4 separate regions of the Homo sapiens genome follow, and all the other regions are linked to region 4. A link is a contact called in ENCODE Hi-C or POLR2A ChIA-PET data. All regions are on one chromosome and are shown on one strand. The core of a region is the stretch at or near the end of the contact, and the rest is flanking DNA. Distances in the headings are between cores, read along the strand shown. Region 1 has its middle 54 kb from the start of SYPL1. Region 2 has its middle 65 kb from the start of SYPL1. Region 3 has its middle 6.2 kb from the start of LINC02577. Region 4 has its middle 110 kb from the start of CTB-30L5.1.

What was found. A loop is a pair of places that touch in the nucleus more often than their neighbours do. ChIA-PET counts read pairs that join two places held with the same protein, here RNA polymerase II (POLR2A). Pooled maps may share reads with other maps.
Region 1: a loop to region 4 is called in a map with no recorded cell type, with 4 times the contacts of the local background. The contact joins two enhancer-like sites. A Hi-C loop is called at or near these places in 1 of 168 maps with a recorded cell type or tissue (heart right ventricle), 13 of 37 single-sample maps with no recorded cell type and 7 of 50 pooled maps.
Region 2: a loop to region 4 is called in a map of Calu3, with 5 times the contacts of the local background. The contact joins two enhancer-like sites. A Hi-C loop is called at or near these places in 1 of 168 maps with a recorded cell type or tissue (Calu3). POLR2A ChIA-PET finds 5 or more read pairs at or near these places in 3 of 52 experiments (AG04450, H1 and OCI-LY7).
Region 3: a pooled map shows a loop between it and region 4 (10-fold over the local background). The contact joins two enhancer-like sites. A Hi-C loop is called at or near these places in 11 of 50 pooled maps. POLR2A ChIA-PET finds 5 or more read pairs at or near these places in 3 of 52 experiments (BJ, K562 and PC-9).

What each region holds. Positions count from the first base shown.
Region 1 is chr7:106,055,500-106,060,448 of GRCh38, reverse strand. No RefSeq gene overlaps it. Among named protein-coding and RNA genes, the nearest start is that of SYPL1, 54 kb to the left of the region's middle. RefSeq lists a silencer at 1,225-1,344 and enhancers at 1,685-1,784, 1,815-1,974, 1,658-2,209, 3,055-3,104, 3,615-3,664. Within about 2 kb of position 2,373, at least 17 of the 41 ENCODE cell types and tissues checked have a DNase peak (open chromatin) inside an H3K27ac peak, as active enhancers do.
Region 2 is chr7:106,174,680-106,179,196 of GRCh38, reverse strand. No RefSeq gene overlaps it. Among named protein-coding and RNA genes, the nearest start is that of SYPL1, 65 kb to the right of the region's middle. RefSeq lists a silencer at 2,313-2,452. Within about 2 kb of position 2,321, at least 9 of the 41 ENCODE cell types and tissues checked have a DNase peak (open chromatin) inside an H3K27ac peak, as active enhancers do.
Region 3 is chr7:106,766,362-106,771,261 of GRCh38, reverse strand. No RefSeq gene overlaps it. Among named protein-coding and RNA genes, the nearest start is that of LINC02577, 6.2 kb to the left of the region's middle. Within about 2 kb of position 3,086, at least 4 of the 41 ENCODE cell types and tissues checked have a DNase peak (open chromatin) inside an H3K27ac peak, as active enhancers do.
Region 4 is chr7:106,483,398-106,487,806 of GRCh38, reverse strand. No RefSeq gene overlaps it. Among named protein-coding and RNA genes, the nearest start is that of CTB-30L5.1, 110 kb to the left of the region's middle. Within about 2 kb of position 3,131, at least 5 of the 41 ENCODE cell types and tissues checked have a DNase peak (open chromatin) inside an H3K27ac peak, as active enhancers do.

The DNA of each region.
Region 1 (4,949 bases), core at 1,124-3,623, 430 kb after region 4:
CGTGCTAGTTGTCAGCCATGTTTACCGTACCATCAATAGCCTGTCCTGAGGTCCTCCTGGAACTCAGTGTTGGGCTTGTGAGGTGCAGCGAACTACTTTTCTGATTGAAAATATGCTCTCTAGGCCGGGTGCAGTGGCTCATGCCTGTAATCCTAGCACTTTGGGAGGCCGAGGTGGGTGGATCACCTGAGGTCAGGAGTCCAAGACCAGCCTGGCCAACATGGCAAAACCCCGTCTCTACTAAAAATACAAAAATTACCCAGGCGTGGTGGCGCATGCCTGTAATCCCAGCTACTTGGGAGGCTGAGGCAGAAGAATTGCTGGAACCTGGGAGGCGGAGGCTGCAGTGAGCCGAGATTGTGCCACTGCACTCCAGCCTGGGCAACAGAGCGAGACCCTGGCTTCAAAGGGGGAAGAAAAATGTTCCCTAAAGCCCACCTGGCCGGATAAGACCTGGGGAAACATCAAAGGAAAGGATGAAGATGGAGTGAGGAGGTGTTTCTAGAAACTGGAGGATCTGCCACACTCGCCATTGGTGAGGACAGGAAGGGAAGGGGCAGGGGCAGACTCAGGCTCTGAGTGGGAGGATATTGGGGGAAGGACAAAACAGAGGGCTCTGCAGAGCCTGACAGGCCAGGCTTCCCAGGGAGAGGACCAGGGCCACTGAGAACCATCCAAGGAGCATCTCCAGGCCCCGGAGAGAGACTGGAGGAAACAGACTGGAGGAAATGGATCTCACTGCCTGTTTTGCAATTTCCTGGACACTGACTAGGTTAGCACATCCCTATGTTGACTGGCCCTATGTGTTGCCTCTTCTGTCAAATGCCTATTCATATTTTTTTCCCATTTTTCTTCTGAACTATCTGTCTATTTCCCACTCCCTCCACCCCACCAGGCATTCAGGACTCGATATATTCTTGAAGCTAATCCTTTGTCACTTAAGTGCTACACATATCTTTTCCCAGCTTGTGGCTTATCTTCTGAGTTTCTTTAAAATACCTGTGATGAACCAAGGTTCTTAAATTTAACGTGGTTGAAATCATGAATCTTTCTTTTTTATGATTTGTGATTTTTTGGTGTGTTATTTTTAAGAAATTCTTCCTCACTCCAAGATCAAAGAGATATTCACTTCCATTTTCTGCTGGTCAGATATCCCACCCACAGGGATGCTGCTGTTGTTTGGGGACCTGTGCCCAAGGCAAGGATGGGCAGACCCCAAACCTGACATGCTGTCCCCAGATGCCAGGAGGACCACATGTCAGGGCCTGCACAACCTTAGGGTGCCTTTCCTGTAAACCAGCCCCCAGACGTCACTGGGTACAAGCTAGTGCTCCTAATCTACCCCCTACCCGTACTTCGGCCAACACAAAAGGTGCCAGTGAGCCTGAAGCCATAAGATCCATGTGGCAGATTTGAGGGCCCCAGATGCTGTATTCAACTGGGGGTACTCAAAATACTGTGATCAGCACAGATCTGTCTGCTCACCACATGCCAGGATCTGCCAGGGACCATCTCACAGCTAATGATAAATCCTCCTGTCAGGGCCACAAAGCAGGGCTTTGTGTCACTGTGTTAGCCCGCATCGTCCCAGGGCAGGGCTCCAGGCTGAGCTGGTCAGCCCAGGCCACTGCAGACAATGGAGCCACAGTGGGGCAGGGCTTGCAATGGAAGTCAGTATGGAGGATGGTGACAAGAAGCAAACACCCTGACAGCAGCCAGGCCCATGCACGCCTCCCCGAGGAGGGAGGACAGGGCGGGGCAGGCTCTGCAGAGTCAACGGGCAACTTGAATCTTGCAGCATCTGGCTAGCACCCAGGCAGGCTCCACAGATGCCCGCCTGGGCCTGATTTTCCTGTTCTCAGTCTCCCACGTCTGCCAGGAGGCCTTGATAAATATTCAATAGCTCTGGCCTCAGAGCCTGTGTCTGGAGGACATTCTTAGGCAGTGAACTGGAGACAAGCTGAGAGGAGGCCTTTAAAGGAGCCCCAAACCTCAGCCTCTCCTTTCTGCTCGGGGTTTGGTTTTAAAGAGTCCCAGGGGAGCCACCCACCTGCAGGCCTGACCCCCTGAGGTCGATACGCGGGTTCCCTGAGCCCAGCTCTCAGGGAAGAAAAAGGCAGAATTCAGGCTGCTAGAGCAGCCGGGATAAGAGAAGTGATGCTGGCAAATGTGGTATTTAATGGATATTTTAAAACACCAATAGCAAATACAGTCATTTCTGGGACTTTTTTTTAGAAGATGCTGAATTAAAAATTTGCATCTTCCCTCATTCTTGATCTCCTTCTGCAGTTCCACTTGAGCAACCCCACAGGCTCCAGTCTCACTTCTGCTCACACCCTCCACCTGCTGCCCACGCAGCTTCCTGTCCTGCCCCCACCGCGCCCCCTGCGCCGTCCCAGCTCACCTGTTGGCCATCAGACATCACTCACGACCCCTCCCTTTCACCAGACTGTGGCTCCCACCATTTTGATTATGAAGTTTCTCATTTAGCTCAAAATATCTGACAGACTCCCTGCCCCATTCATTATATTGGACACATAGAGTCGAATATATATTAAACTTCAATTAGATCAATTCTATATTAGACTTCTATAAAACATCCAGTGGGTGAGAAACTATATAATGATCAAAGTGACTGCAAATTCAGTAACCACATTGTGCAATCATATTTTACTTATCACAGAAACATCCAGGCACCTTTGAGAACCAACAGGACGTTCATGTGCAGAAGATGTGATTTCTTCAATCTAAAGACAGTGGAGAGAGGGGTGTGTGCGTGTGTGCACGGGTGCACGTATGCAAATTTGCTGGCCCCTCACAAAAGCTCTAGTTTCTGGAAGGAGAGCCCGAGTGTCCTCAGGCCCAGCGGTTCCAAGCATTACTGGGTGCCTCCACTGAGATAGCAAAGGACTCACAGGTCTCCAGGCACCTGGTAATAATGTGGAATTGGCCGGGGCTGCCTGTTGCTGAGGAAGTTCTTGTCAAGTCTGGCCTTGGTGGGAGCACCAGTGGTAGTCAGAGGTTCTTCACCTTTTTTGGGTCATAGACCCCTTGGAGTGAAAATGTTGGAGGTTTCTCCTGAAAAGCACACTGCAATTCAGGGGATCCCCTGGGTCCTGGAGTCCATGCATAGGCATCATGGACCCCACATGGAAACCTCCCTGATTGAGAGGTCTCGAAAGCTTTTCCAGTCCTAAGAGTACAGTTTCTAATTTGCTGGAGTCGGCTGGACTTTCATTCCCTGGCAGAGCCATTTTGGAGGATAAGAAGATGTGTCTTCTCTACCACCGCACATGCGGTCCACAGTGACTGAGGGGAGTGTCACGGTGCCACCTTGTGCTTCTGTCCTGAAACTGCACCTTCTCTGGGGCCCATGCTCAGGTCCACACTGCCCACCTCTCACTCCATGAGCCTCACTCCCTACCACTCTCCCACCTTCTTACTCTGACCAAGCCACATGGACTCCTGACGTCCCTGCCTTGGGGGCCTTTGCACTGACTGTTCCCCCTGCCTGAAGTCTGGGTTTAAAGCCGTATACACAAGTGCAGTTTGTACAGTCATATCATGAACCAAGAAAAAAAGCAAATGTTTATGAAGATGCCTTTATTTTCACTTGGCCTAAAGCGAGAAAGTATCACATGAGTATATAAAAGAATTTTTTAAATTTTGAGGCAGCTTTGAGGAGAGATTGAGGAAGATGAGAGGGTGTAGTAGTAAGCTCTCATTAAGTTTTGCTGCAATAACAAATAGCCTCAAAAATCTCAGTGGCTAGGCCGGGCGTGGTGTCTCATGCCTGTAATCCCAGCACTTTGGGAGGCTGGGATGGATGGATCACCTGAGGTCAGAAGTTCAAGACCAGCCTGGCCAACATAGTGAAACCCTATCTCTACTAAAAATACTAAATAAATTAGCCGGGTGTGGTGGCAGGCAGCTGTAATCCCAACTACTTGGGAGGCTGAGGCAAGGAGAATCACTTGAACCTGGGAGGTGGAGGTTGCTGAGATCATGCCACTGCACTCCAGCCTGGGCAACAGTATGAGACTGTTAAAAAAAAAAAAAAAAAAAAAAACTCAGTGGCTAACAGCAACAAAAGTATCCCTCAAATTGCTTCTTTATTTTTATTTATTATTTTTTTGAGATGGAGTCTTGCTCTGTCACCCAGGCTGGAGTACAGTGGTGCAATCTCAGCTCACTGCAACCTCCGTCTCCTGGGTTCAAGTGATTCTCCTGCCTCAGCCTCCCGAGTAGTTGGGATTACAGGTGGCCGCCACCACGCCCAGCTAATTTTTGTATTTTTAGTAGAGACAGGGTTTCATTATGTTGGCCAGGCTGGTCTCAAACTCCTGACCTACAGGTGTGTGCCACCGCACCCGGCCTCAAGTTGCTTCTTCCTGGTGGGGCAACTGTGGCTCTGCTTCCTTGCAGGATGGAGGAGCGAATGAATCGCTGGGAAGTCTTCTCACTTTTGTCCCCTTAAAGGAGAAAACGATGCGGAATGACGAAGCTGGGGCCCCCTGCTTCCCTCACATCCATAGCTTTTCTGAGGCTCCTGGCTTTCTTGCCTTCACAGAGCAGGACTGAAGCTGTCCCTGCTCCATAGGCGTGAGCTGCAGCCATGGGGTGGGACAGAGCCTCCTGCTTGGGCCCTGAGCCTCCCAACCAATACCCACATGGACCCAAAAGTTCCCAAGAACTCTGGGGGTATTGCAAAACCCCAAAGCCCTTCTACTCCGACTGCCACAAGAGGGAGGAAGAAGGCTTCTGGGTGCCATTAGAAGACTTCAGGCAAAGAGAAGGAGGAAAAGAATCCTAAGAGAAGCGGAGGCCAAGAGAAAAGAGAGGAACAAGGAGGAGGCGGCACATGTGTGGAGTGTGGCAACCATTAACCCGGAGCCAACCCTGAAGTCTTCCCAGCCTCTCACCTGAGCCTCTTCTCACCGCAAAACAGA
Region 2 (4,517 bases), core at 1,072-3,571, 310 kb after region 4:
AGCCCAGGGAAGTTGAGGCTGAAGTGAGCTGTGATCATGCCACCACACTCCAGCCTGGGTGACAGAGCGAGGCCCTGTCTCAAACAAATAAAATGAAATAGTGCCTGGTACAGAATCCTGATTGTTAGGTATTGTGAATATTGGCGTGAAAGAGAGAAGGGTGCTGAGGACTCATATCAGGAGGTCAGGGTTCCAGCCATGAAACTTACAACCTCTGAGGGCTACAGCTTGCCTGTCTGTAACATGAGCAGATCCAAACAAAGGATCCCTACAGCCCTTCTAGTGTTGGAGCTGTGGGCTAGAGGTGCCACCCACTGGGCACCTACTAAAGTAGTAGTCAGGGGAACATCTCCTGCCTTGGACATGTAGGATTTAGGGAGAAAGGGAGGACTTTGCTTCACTTGGCTTCACAGGAGGTTTGATGATGGCTGACAGCCTGTTGCCAAGGACATCAGCTGAGGATAGGCAGGATGGTTCATGCCCAGGCAGGCACCTCCTCCATCCCAGGGCCCCAGGACCTAGGGGCTACAACCCCCCTCCACATGCATCTCCTCTCCTCTCCTCCCCTCAAGGCCGCCTGCCCCATCTCTGGACCCACATTCCTCTTCTCTTTGTAAATGCCACTGACAGCCTGCAGTTTTGCACACGCATCTGCTTGCTTGGCCAGAGGGACTATCGACTCCACAGCACACATCAGCAGGGAACTTTCAGAGGTCATGGGCCAAGGCTTTGGGGAACATAGTCCTGTTGGTGAATGCCCATGTCAGGAAAGGACACTGAATGACAGACACATGAACGCTGGAGCTCAGAGCAAGGCTGGTGGCTCCCCAAAACAGTGGCTTGGGAGAGAACAGGCCAGCTGGCAGCACTTCACTGTGTGATGCAGACTGTACCCTCTGCTAGGCCACCAACCAGAGGGGCATTCCTGGCTGTGGAGAAGGGAGGAATGATGGAGCAAATTCAGAGGGATCCCAGGATCTATTTTGTGTTGTCTTATTCTCTGCCAGTTCTTGCCTTCTCTCTCTTCTCCTCATCTTCAGTTAAGAAAAATGGAAGCACAGTGTGGGGGGTAGCCAAGACCTTGGACCAACCTGGATGCTAATTTCAATCCACAACACTGGACGTAAGCCCTGGCCAGCAGTCCTCAGCTACTTTCAGCTCAGCCACCCGAGGCTCCTAGGGCTGAAAATACCCGAGCATCTGATGAAGCAGCTGCAGGTTAAATTTAGCCCTGGCGAACCTGGGACTGATCTGGGTGCTAGAAGCAGCAGAGCAGACTGACTGACGCACCCAACACAGGTGTGAGGGCCAATGATGGCACCTGGGAGGGAAGCACCTGGGAGGGAAGTGGAGCAAGGGAAAGAGACAGAGCAGGGCCCAAAGCCAGTTCTCATCTTGCAGGAGTGTGACAGGACCCGTCAGCCCGGCACTGCTGTTAGCGGATGCCAGGCAGGTAGCATCAACGAGCAAAGCAGAAAGATGTACAGAAAGGGGAAGGGTGGGATTGTGATAAACTGCAAAGCAGATGTCCCACCTAAAACCACTGGAATAGCCTGGGCGACAGAAGGAGACTCTGTCTCTAAATAAACAACAAAACCACTGGAATTTAGGTTTTTAAATAACATCATGTTAGCCAAATAAAATCCTGCATTTGATCTGCAGACTCTTAGTGTGATACCCTGGCCTAGTTGAATGGAGAAGCCAACCCCATGGCCACTATTTCACCATCAGCTATTTCATTCTTTGTTTCTTCAGAGTCTCCTGTTAAAATCCAAACAGACCTCGGGCTTTGAGCTTTCTTAGCTAACTCGGTTATTCTTACTGATCTCTTTAAAGAAGGAAGAAAGGGGAAACAATCAGCGTGCATGAATAAATTAACTGGTAAATTAGCACCTAATATGTTCAGAATCAACTATTTGTTACCTGTATTGAGCAGCAGTTACTGAATGCAAAGAATTCCACTCAACTGGGGTTGGAGTCAGACAGGCTTTGGTCTCAATCCTGGCTCTGCCATCACTGGGAAACTAATTAACTTCCCCAAACTGCAGCTTCCTCTGCGTAGGGTGGAAATCATATGCCTTTCTTGGATTGTTATGAAGATTAAATGAAATAACCCAGGACAGTGTTCGACATGAGATAATTCATGCTCAGTAAATGGTGGATGAACTTTAATCATCTGAAAGCCAGGTTCTGTGGGACAGGGACTAAGAGTGGAAGGGGAAGAAGGCAGTGGGAGAGCCCTTCACCAGCTCACAGCTTTCCTGGAGCCGGCATTCCAGCCCGGGTCAGGCCTCATGCAGAATCAGAGGGCTTCGGAGCCACGTGGGGCCACACTGCCCCCCTGTGCCCATTTGCCACACTGCGGCTGCATTCATGCAAAGCTGCCATTTGAGATGCAGAATCCGGCCAGAAGACCACGACTTCACCATTGTCTCTACTCCGCTGGAACCCCTCCCTGCTGTCTTGTGCTGAGCTGGGTGGTTGTGGAAGCCAATTATCTAAGACTGCAATAACCTGTGTTGTCCAGTCACCCAAGCAAGCTACCCCCACACTGGGGAGCACATGTCCAACTTCCCTGAGCCAGCACTCACCCACAGATGGCCAGGTACTGCAATCACCTGGATAGATTTGGAAATAAATACCCACTGACACCCATCCAGACCTACAGAATCAAAACCTCTGAGGATGGGTCTGGGGGATCCATATAAAAAGAAAAACCTTCCCAAAGGAACTTACATTCAGCCGATTTTGAAAACATACTGCTTTAACCCCTTACTGGGCTGCTCTGCAATACCTCTTCGGTCTGACTTGGTTTTGTAAGTGACACAAGCAGAAAAACACTGTGCTCTCTGCACTGAAAATGAGTATTCCCATGGAGCTGGAGAAGCAAGGAGGTAAGGAGTAGATGAAAGGAAGCAGACAGAGCAGGAGGTAGAAAAAAGGAGATCCTGAGGAAGACACAGAAAGGAAGGAAAACAGGCACAGAGAGAGAAAGAAATGGGAAAGAAGAGGAAAGGGAGGAGAACAGAGGGAGGGAAGGGGGAGAGAGATATAAAGAAATACATGAGAAAGATGCAGCACACTCCTAAACTCATGATAGCATTTGCTAGGGCAGTGATAACCTACGCCAAAACAATAGACATATAGTAGATTAAGAAAAAAAGTATTTCAATGTAGGCATAGGATTCATACCTACAATATGCAAAAAAAGGTTCTACATATTGACAAGGATATAAAAAACGCAATGGAGAAATGAGCAAAGACATGGAGAGAAGATCCAAGTAGCCAAGACATGAAAAAGTGTTCAGCTCACTAGCAGTTTGGGAAATGCAGATCATTATTGTATACCTATACTTACTGGCAAAAATCAGAAAGCCACTTACTTATAGCTGAGTGGGATGTAGGGGAAAGGATTTCTTTAAATCTTGATGGCAAAAAATATAAATTGTTACTGAACTTTGAAAAGCTATCTGACGTCATCTAACAAAATTTACCACTCAATCAATCCACCTGCTCCATTCTGGGGACTTGATGCTCTCAAGATAAAAGCACCAGGACACATCAATATTTGCACAAGAATGCTAATTGCAGCATTGTTCCCAGTAGCAAAAACACCAGTACAAAGAAAAAGGCCATTAATAGGGTACTGTTGAATAAACACTGATAGATCTAGCCCATTCAATATGGCTTTATACAGCAATTAAATGGAATGAATAGAGCCATATTGGAGTTGAAATTTAAGGAATGAGGTACTGTGTGGAAAACAATCATTAAAAATATAGGGTAAAAGTGTTCATAATATTGCTCCATTTTTGTAAAACAACATAATGATAGAAATTTCTGTTGTGTATATGTGTACGTGTGTGTGCAGGGCTGGCATTCAGCCAGTGTACACTGATAAAACCATATTGGACATTTTAGCAAGCGTTCACTGTGTTTGGTTGGTGCTGTGCATACTGCAGCCAGTACGTATTTGCTACATATTTTGAATGTCATTCCTGCAATATATGCATTCATATTATTGTATATAAGTATATAATAAATATGGAGAAAATATAGATGGCTGCATTGTAGGCTGTTAACATGGATTACTTGGAAAGGAAAGGAGACTTCTTTAGGTAGGATAAGGGAAAATAAAAGAGGGGATAACCGATCTAATAAGGAAAAGACAAAGACAGCAGGAAAACCTGTGTAACACAATCATAAATATGCTATGCACTTCTGTAAAAATATATATATGTTTCCAAGTATATAGCATTTTGAAAATATAAATGTGAGAAGCTTGTATTAGTCAGCAATTGTTGCAATCATGCCATGTAACAACCCAAACCCAAAAATCTCGGCAAGTACAATAAAAGCATGTATTTCTCACTCACGGATCAGTGGGTTGGCTGGTGTGACTGCTTTAGGCTGTGGGTCAGGCTCCCTGTGTCTCTCATTCTGAACCAGAACCACCTGGGGCATGCTCTTCTCATGGAAAATGGCAGTGGCACAGGAGGGAAGCTAAGCCATACAAG
Region 3 (4,900 bases), core at 1,837-4,336, 280 kb before region 4:
TCAGGCTTAGCTTCCTCGCTGATAAATTTTAAAAGCAATAATTCTAATGATAATGTGGTGGTTATGAGGTTAAAAAATATAATGCCTGGGCAACATGATGAAGCCCCATCTTTATGAAATATATATAAATTAGCCAAACATGGTGACGTGCCTGTAGTCTTAGCTATCGGGAGGCTGAGGTGGGAGGACTGCTTGAGCCTGGGACGGGGAGGTTGCAGTGAGCTAAGATTGTGCCATTGCACTCCAGCCTGGGCAACAGAGCAAGATCCAGTCTCAAAACATATGTATATATGGCATGTGACTATATAATGCATAGTAACTGTTCAATAAATGTAAGCTATTGGTATTATTAGTCTCTCTGTCTCTCTCTTTTTTTTTGGCCTTATGTTTATCCCAAATAATTTGTATTTTCTTTGTTTTGGGCCTGATTTCTATATGAAGAAATAGTTTTGAATTGTCTCCTCGTGTATTAGCTCTGTCTCCCTAATTTTTAAATTGAAATATTCATAAACATGCATTCTGTGGTTTTCATGTTTTTGACAAAAATATTGAACAGAAATGAGCAAATCATAAATTCTTGGAGTTTGCCTTTTAAGGTGGAAGTCAAGTCTTTGGCCAATATTCTTTGGGTGACATTGAATGCCTAACTATGCAGCAAACCACCAGTCATCTTGCTGTTACCTGGGCCCTCATTCCTCCATCTTAACAACAAAAGGTGTGCATCACGATATTTGGCAAATGCTATGCTAAAACCAAGGCATACCATGTGCATGCCTTCCTCCTGACACACAGGCAACCAAATCTAAGAAAAGAAGTGAGACTGGTTGGCATGACTTGTTCTTAGTGAATTCACACTGGTTAGTATTTGTTTACTGTATCTTGCCTACAAATCATCCATTTTAGAATTTTGTTTGGCGTCTGCATGAGGCTCATCAGTTTACATACAGATCTCATTCTTTCACTATTTTTAGAAGTAGAAACATTTTCCAGCCATTAGTCACCTTTTCCATTCTCCTTGATTCTCAGGAGCAGTTCTCTGATCTCATCTGCAAACTCTTTTGATACTTTGGGATAGAATTTGTATTAACAGAAGTTTTGAAGTCATTCAGAGTAAGTGAAGATTTCTCTTACTATCTCTTTTTCTATTGTAGGTTTTAATTCTCTCTTCATAATGTTTGCTTCAAAATTGATGTTCATCTCTCTTAGAATATGGAAGGAAGCAGAAAATTGAATGGTTCTTTGATTATGTTATCATTTGTTAAGGTTATATTGTAATTTTTTTTTTTTTTTTTGAGACAAGGTCTTGCTCTGTGGCCCAGGCTGGAGTGCAGTGGAGTGAACATGGCTAGTGAGGGTTTACTTTCTGGGCTCAAGTGATCCTCCCACCTCAGCCCCGAGTAGCTGGGAACACAGGCGTGTGCTACCACACCTGGCTAATTTTTTACAAAGTTTTGTAGAGATGGAGTCTCACTTTGTTGCCCAGGCTGGTGGGCAAGAGGTCCTCCTGGGCTCAAGTGATCCTCCTGCCTTGGCCTCCCAAAGCATTAGGATTACAGGTGTCAGCCACCATGCTTGGCCTAAGGTGATATTGTCTGAGATACAGCATAGGTTTTTCTTCCCAGATCTTTTCTTGGCTACGGAGATTAAAAAGAAAAACAGCTTTCTTGCTGTCTTTAGTATTTATCTCCGCCCCTACTTTATTTTAAGACTTTATTCTCATAATACTCTAAACAAATTTTCCCTTTCTTTTATCGCATGCTTGGGTCTGTCCACCCCATCCGTCCTCTGAGCCATAGGAACCTCGAGTCTTACTACTCCAGATCTAACCCTCCTTTTACCTCCTCTCTGAGAACTGTGTGCTCCTAGACTATTATTCTATTCTTGCTGTTTATGTTTTCAGCACAAGCTTGTTTATGGTCAATTATCTGAGATTATTTCTATTATATTTTCTTTCCAGACAGCATATCTTTCCTCCTAAACAGGATCATTTTTGTAATGCTCAAGTAATCCTGTTTTCAGAGTCTACATTCCTCTTCTAAACATATTCCCTTGGGCACTATTATTTTCCTTACTTTTTATGAAGCCCCCTTTCTGAAGGTCTGACCATTACCTTTTTCACTATTATAAACATCAAGGCCATTTTATTCCAAGGTTTGCTTGTTTCTGCATTTGACACCTCCTTCTTTCTTGTTGGAATCCAGGACAAAAATTTCCTAAATGTATTCCTTTACCTGCTGAGGGAAAATTGTCAGTAACCCAAACCAAGAACAAACTCTCCGTCTGCTGTGCGCTGGGTTGAATGTGTGCCTTTCCCCAGCTTATGTTCACCTGGAGCCTGTGAATATGACCTTATTTGAAAATACAGTCTTTGCAGATGTAATCAAGTTAAGACGAGGTCATACTGGATTAGAATGGGCCCTAAATTCAATATAACTGGATCCTTATAAAAAGAGGAGCATTGGGACACAGGGACACAGACAGGGAGAAGATCGTAGGTGGAGACTGCAGTGATGCATCTAGAAGCCAGGGAGCACCAAGGGTGGCAAGCAACTGCTAGAGGCTAGGAAGAGGCAAGGAAGGTTCCCTAGAGGCGTCAGAGGAAAACATCAACCTGCCAGCACCTTAGTTGCAGACTACTAGCTGCCAACACTGAGATAATAATTTTTTGTTGTTTTAAGCCACCTAGTTTGTGGTGATTTGTTATGGCAGCATCAGGTAACCAATACATGTGGTTAATAGCAGGATACCACTAACTGGTTCCAGGTGGCCAATTCTGTAGCAGTTTTGCTACATGTATCAGAAGATAGCATGGCTATGTGGCAAGAATATAGACTTTAGGCTTAAAGACCCATGCTCGAGTCTTAGACCTACCACCGATGAGTTGGGCGATCTGCAGCTGCTAAAAGAAAAATTTTGGACAAACTAAATTTAACAGAGTTTAATTGAGCAAAGAATGTTTCATGAACTGGGCAATCCCCAAACCAGAATAGATTCAGACAGACTCACGTGAAAAGGATTTATGAACAGAAAAATGAAAGTGAAACAGAAGTGAGGAATAGGAACAGCTGGATTGTTACAGCTTGATGTTTGTCTTATTTGAACGTGGTTTAAACAGTTGGCCATCTGCAATTGGCTGAAGCTCAGTGATGGGTACAAGAGCAAGTTACAGTCTGTTGATACATCCAGTTAGGTTACAGTTCACTATGTGCAGAGAAACCTTTAGCCTCAACTTAAAAATATGTAAGGAGGCAGCTTTAGGCTAAACTTAATTTAACAGGGCATGGTCAATTAATCACTTATAACTTCCATAAAATAATGATAATGTATTATTCATCTGATAAGTCTTCTCTGAGATTGAAGAAAATGTGAGAAAGCACATTTTAAGTTATAAAGCCCCAACAAAGGCTATTGTATTGAGCACCCTTGACATAAGTAACTCCATCTTAAAAAAAAGACTCCATCTTACATTTCACGGGACATTTTGCCAACAGGGATACGATGTTTGCTTAATAAATTTGTAATAAATAAAGACTGCATCCAACCAGATAAGGGCATAAACAAGCACACACTTCCACTATCAGTCCTCTGGTGGTCGTAAAAAGAGCAGGGCTTCAGCAGCTCAAAGCGGCCATCTTAACTGACATGCTCTTACTGTCACTAGTGATCAACACCTGGCATCTGCTGCTGAAGGCTCTGCCCACATCAAAGACTTTTCCTTTCAAGACCTTTCCTGGACCGCCGAGCACAGACCAGGAGATTCTTTCTGTCTTCATCGTCACTTTCCTCGGACTACTTCATTAATCCTTTTTCCTATTCCCTTTCTCTTGATGTTAAATATTACTTTGGTGTGGAATGTTTAATCTTAACATTTATATGTTGATGAAATATACTACTATATATGGTTTGCAATGTTGACTGACTTGTGGAGTGGCTTGAGCTGTGTGCTCTGACTACGGAGTGAACGAGAAGTACTAAGGAGAGAGTTGCCTTCTTGAGAACTCCATGTAGCTTGTGGCTTTTGTGGTTAAAATAGCATCAGTAAAAATCTGACATTGTGGAGACACAAACATGCATGGACCTGGTTATCTCTGACTTTGCCCTGCTCATGAGAGCTATCTAGGATTGTTTTACCCAATTTCCTTCATGTGCTGGGTATCTGTATTACAGTCCTTCAAAGATACTACTTCCATCTCTTTCCGGGTTTATCCCCTTTTAAATACTTCTACTCTCAGATTTTAAATTTCCATTGGAATATATATATTCTTGACATACAATTTTCCTATCCTATCCTTTCGAGGAAACGTTTTCCTTTTGAACAAGGTATGCATGCTCTTTTAATGTTGTATTCCAGGTATGCATCTCATCAGTAAGTCTCAATGATCCTGAGACAGTGTTTACCAATCCTTATCTAAAAATCTTCAAAGTATGGATACGGTGTGCATGTGACATATACACATTTGAGTCCTAGAGTTTTTTTAGGTCTACTTCTATGACATCATCTCTGGAGAATTATAAGGTTTCTCTTCTGTGGGATCCTTGCAGTCTTTCATTGTGTCTGGTTTTGAGTAGTTTATGTCTGATTTATCTTTTCCTGAGATTTGATCTCTTCTTCACTCTTGTGCTGGGTACGTCTTTTTGCCCCACCCCCTCTCTCTGCCCCTGGCACCCAGTGGATTTGAAATAAGCTTCTTCAGATTTTCTTCTGGCTGACTTTTCATTATTTGCTTCATGCAATTTTGTTGTCAGGCAGACATTACTCTGAGTTAGAATATTATTGTATAGTTTTTAAAAAACTTTTTAAAAAAGCTCCCCCTTTTTTCTCATAGCCTAAAAATAAAGTAGATTTAAGAAGGAATCCCCCCTGCCCCAATATCTGAGAGGCCGTCATGTGGAAAAGGGA
Region 4 (4,409 bases), core at 1,882-4,381:
AGATGAAAAAAATTGTCTTAGGGTGAATGGACTCTCACTGGAGACCATGAAGGCAATTTGAGTAATAAAAAGTACAGTGAGCTAGGAATATGAAGATCCAACTTCTGGTTCCATTTCTGCTCAGTGATTCTAAACAAACCACAAGTCACTTTTGCTCTCAGTGCTGCATTCTCCTCTACTGAAGTGAGCGATCTCTAAAGATCCTGCCAACCCCAAAAAGCAGTTAAATTTTCTTTCAACCTCAAGTTCTTCCAAATCTATGTTTTATTTCTCAAGGGCAGGAACATGACTTAACTACTTTACATTTTTGGTGTCTTTTTCATTGTCCGTAGATTCTCAATAACTTTTAAGGCCCTACATAATAATATGATAACTTATAGTGACTGAATAACAGCCACAATAAAAACAACAAAATCTTTTTTTCTCATTATTAGCTTTTGCTAAGTCAAATAGCTTATTAGAAGTGACCACACTCCGTTTTGTGTTCCACGCATCAAGTAGCATCCCAGAGAAAAACAGCTGTCCTATTCCACACTACACCTTAAACCCTAGCTGGATGTGTTGATCAAGTATGTTTTTGATTGCAAGAGACTGAAAAAGAGAGGGAGGGAGGGAAGAAAGAGACAGAGAGAGAGAGAGAAAGAAACTGTATGTGTTATCATATTAACTAATCCTGGCAGCCAGAAAAAAATTTCAAAATGATGCCTCTTTGATGAAGAGTTAGTGGTAATTATCTTCTTACGAAAGAAAAGTTCCAAATGTCAATCTGATTCTCCCTCTTCTATTAATGTAACTTTTCAAATATGTCTTCCCCTTTTTCTCTTCCCCAAGCATTGCTTGCAAGTCACTTTGGATCTCACTTTGTTCTGGGGTCTCTGTTCATGTGTACTGTGCATTTTCTGTTCATGTGTACTGTGGAAGCCTTATGAACAAACAGCAGGGGGATTTTACCAGGAACTGGAGGTAACAAAACAACTTGTTCAAAGGTGAGAAAATCAAGGCTGAGTTTTTGTCTAGTGCCCTGGTGAGGAGTGGATGAACCTTTAAGGATGTAATTTTACTTGGAAAAGAAACTAGGTTAGGAAAAAAATCACAATTTCCATGCAGACCACTTATGCTAGATAACGTCAGAGATTACAGCTAAAAAAGTGGAGAAGTATTCAATTGAATGGAATAAATGCCAGAAAGTTTATTACCTAATTTGTCCTATTGTACATGGAGCACCAAAGGAATGCAGCCACAGAGTATTGAAATGATTAATCATTGAGTTTTTTCTTGATTAATCATTGAAATGAAGGCACTCAGAGTGCACTTAGGTGCTATTAGGTAAAAGCAGGCACTTCGAAGCTGTTTTGCCCAGTGAAGCATAATATTGCTGAGGCCACTATGTGGAATGTGGGGAATGAGTTTATCGACTCTTCTTCTCATTTATTTTCAGGAGGAGGAGATTTAAAAGGAGTCTTCTAACCCTGGCTGGCTTTGTTTCTCTTATCATTTTGGGAAATGATTCCTCTTCTCCCTTAGAAAGGCCAATCGATTTCTCATGTGACTGGAGTGAACTGACAGGAACACACTTTTTGTAGTAAATTAGATTGAGTTTGGTTCATGAAAAACACAAAGGAAGCCAACTCTGTGGGAGCAAACTATAGTTTGGAACCCTGTGTACTCTACATGTTCAGAAGTTGAAAAGTAGGACAAGTTCAGCCAACATTTCATTATTTGGAGCCTGATTCTTTGTACAGACAGAGCTGACTATTGTAAACAGTGGAGAAAAGCTACTAAGTGAACATAACCATAAATGTAGAAGTAAGCTTACCCATCTAGGGACAGATATCCATGAGACAGTGTGACAAATCAAATAAAGTGGAGAAAAAAATGAGACTGATCATGAGAAGGGGTGGAGAGTTTGGGGCAAGTGATGTTGGTCTGAAAACCATGGAGAAAGCTTATCTCAGGCAGAAACTTGAAGAAGTTTCAATTGTGATAGAAGAGTCTTCTGGGAAAAGTGACTTGAAGTAGCCGTGCGCTAGACACAAGGATGCACTGCCCAGCTCCCCCATCAGTGAAGCCTCATTGCCCCAGCTCCTGAGAATGTCATGGGCCAACAGCCTTCAACTGTCAGCCCCTTTATGGATTGTCCCCTCTGCAGAAACCTACCTCCTCCAATGTCACACCCTTTCCCAGGGTGGCCTGCATCCAATGACTGATCAGTGTGGCGACTTCAGTTAGCAAATAAGCTGCCACATGTCTAGGACCTTAAAGATGTAAATGGCAACTTCTGTACTGCATTCTAGAGGTGTTGAGGTCCCCTGCACAGCAGCAAGTGCATAGAGCACTAAGTTGTCTGAGCTGAGGAGGGGCGTGTGTACTGGAAGGCCACAGCTGGAGGCCTGGCAGTGGACTAGAAGCTTTCTCAGCAACTCTCCATTTATTAAGGTCAATGACACTAGGGTTGTCTGTGCTCAGGGCTCAAAAAGACTTGGAGTGACAAGGCTGAAACATTCACTTGCTGACCAATCTAGCTCCAACTTCTGGAACAAATCAATGTTGCATGACAAAGATTCTAATTTTAGCTTCATACATTTTTCTCTGTGAATATATGTGGTTGTTTATTACCATTACTAATTTAACATCCAGTGACATGAAGGAAAGAAACAATGAGTCAGACACCATCTGTGTGCATCCTGAGCAATTAGTTTCTTTGAAACCAGAGGCAGAGAAACAGGTTGGTTTTAAAATCTGCTCATGAACTTGTGGGGACACTTTTGTCTGGTTTGCAATCACATTTGTGCCTGGTAGCCCGAAACAGTAAAGCTTGGGATTTGTCCACTCTTCAAGGTGATATAAGTTTGAGAGGAGAATGTCTTCACATTCAAACTCTCCTCTATTGCTGAAGAATCTAAATTGCTTCTGTCAGGCAACCTGAATTCTACCATCACTTCCTGGGCACTTGAAGATAAACTGTTTGTAGTTCACAGCTCTAGGTCCTAAAAGACTTTGCTATTAGCAGAGCCTCTTGTGCAATCTTCACTCCCTTTTGTGTGTAGCTGCATAAAGTTAATAATAAATTACAAAATTGGTCACGTGGAGGCTGGCCACAGCCAGTTCCAAGTTACAATTCAGCTTACTGCCACCTTCATTTCCACCCTGGCTTTGCCTCATCAGTGGTGCTGTGATGAAATTAAGGATGACTTTAGGAAGACATAGGATGATGGAAAAATAGGAATTCAGTGGTTTTTTGTTGCTTTCTTACAACAATAAAAAGTTTAGCAGGCAGAGGAATCCTTTTGTTTTCATCTAATTTTTCTTAAGTTCTCCTTAAGTTAGTCAACATACTTCATCAGAAAAAATAATAGTAAAAGAAGCAATTTATCAATACTTCACCAAGTGGATGTTGAGTATCTGAATAATATCTGCTGAGGAGGAATGAGGACTGCAAGCTTATTTTTTTTTTTTTAAGATGGAGTTTCACTCTTGTTGCCCAGGCTGGAGTGCAGTGGCATGATCTCTGCTCACTGCAACCTCTGCCTCCTGGGTTCAAGCGATTCTCCTGCCTCAGCCTCCCTAGTAGCTGGGACTACAGGCACGCGCCACCATGCCCACCTAATTTTTGTATTTTTAGTAGTGACGGGGTTTCACCATGTTGGCCAGTATGGTCTCAATCTCTTGACCTCGTGATCCACCCGCCTCAGCCTCCCAAAATGCTGGGATTACAGGCATGCAAGCATACTATTTTTAAGAGAATGAATCAGTCATTGTGGTAAACATTGGTGCTGCTCTCCAGTATTTCTGGCTACCCTCTCCTTTTGGACACTTGGGAGGGCTGCACTTCCCCACTCTTTGAGGCTAGGTGTGGACCTACAATTTGCTTCAGTCAATTAAGTAAAAGTACAAGTCATGTATACTACTTCCAGGTGGACACATTCAACAGACAATATGCGAGTTTCCATGCTTGCTTTTTTTCCTGCTATGACAAATGAGGTATCTTGGTGAAACAGTGACATCATAAGATGGTTTGGAGTAATTCTGTGACTGGAGCAGAGCCCATCACCAATTATCACTGGACATATAGTGGGAATGATAAATATTTATTGTGTTAAGCCACAGAGTTGTTTTATTCTTTTTATTTTTTCTTTTCCTGTAGCTAACCTTGCCTATCCTAGCTAAACTAACTAGTGTAACACTAAGCAGACCCAGAGAAAAGATCAATTTTGACATCTGGGGATCACACAATAAAAAAGTCTTCTTGCTACTTGGTCAACAAGCCTCGTTCTCTCTAAGATTTTTTTTGTGCCTCACTTTTATATGACAAAGGATAGCCAAAGATCACCAAATATTTGAAAAAGCCTCCAATTTGAGAGGCCAAGTGCAAAGTAAATAGAAAAAAAAAAAGTCATTTAGTAAAAAAT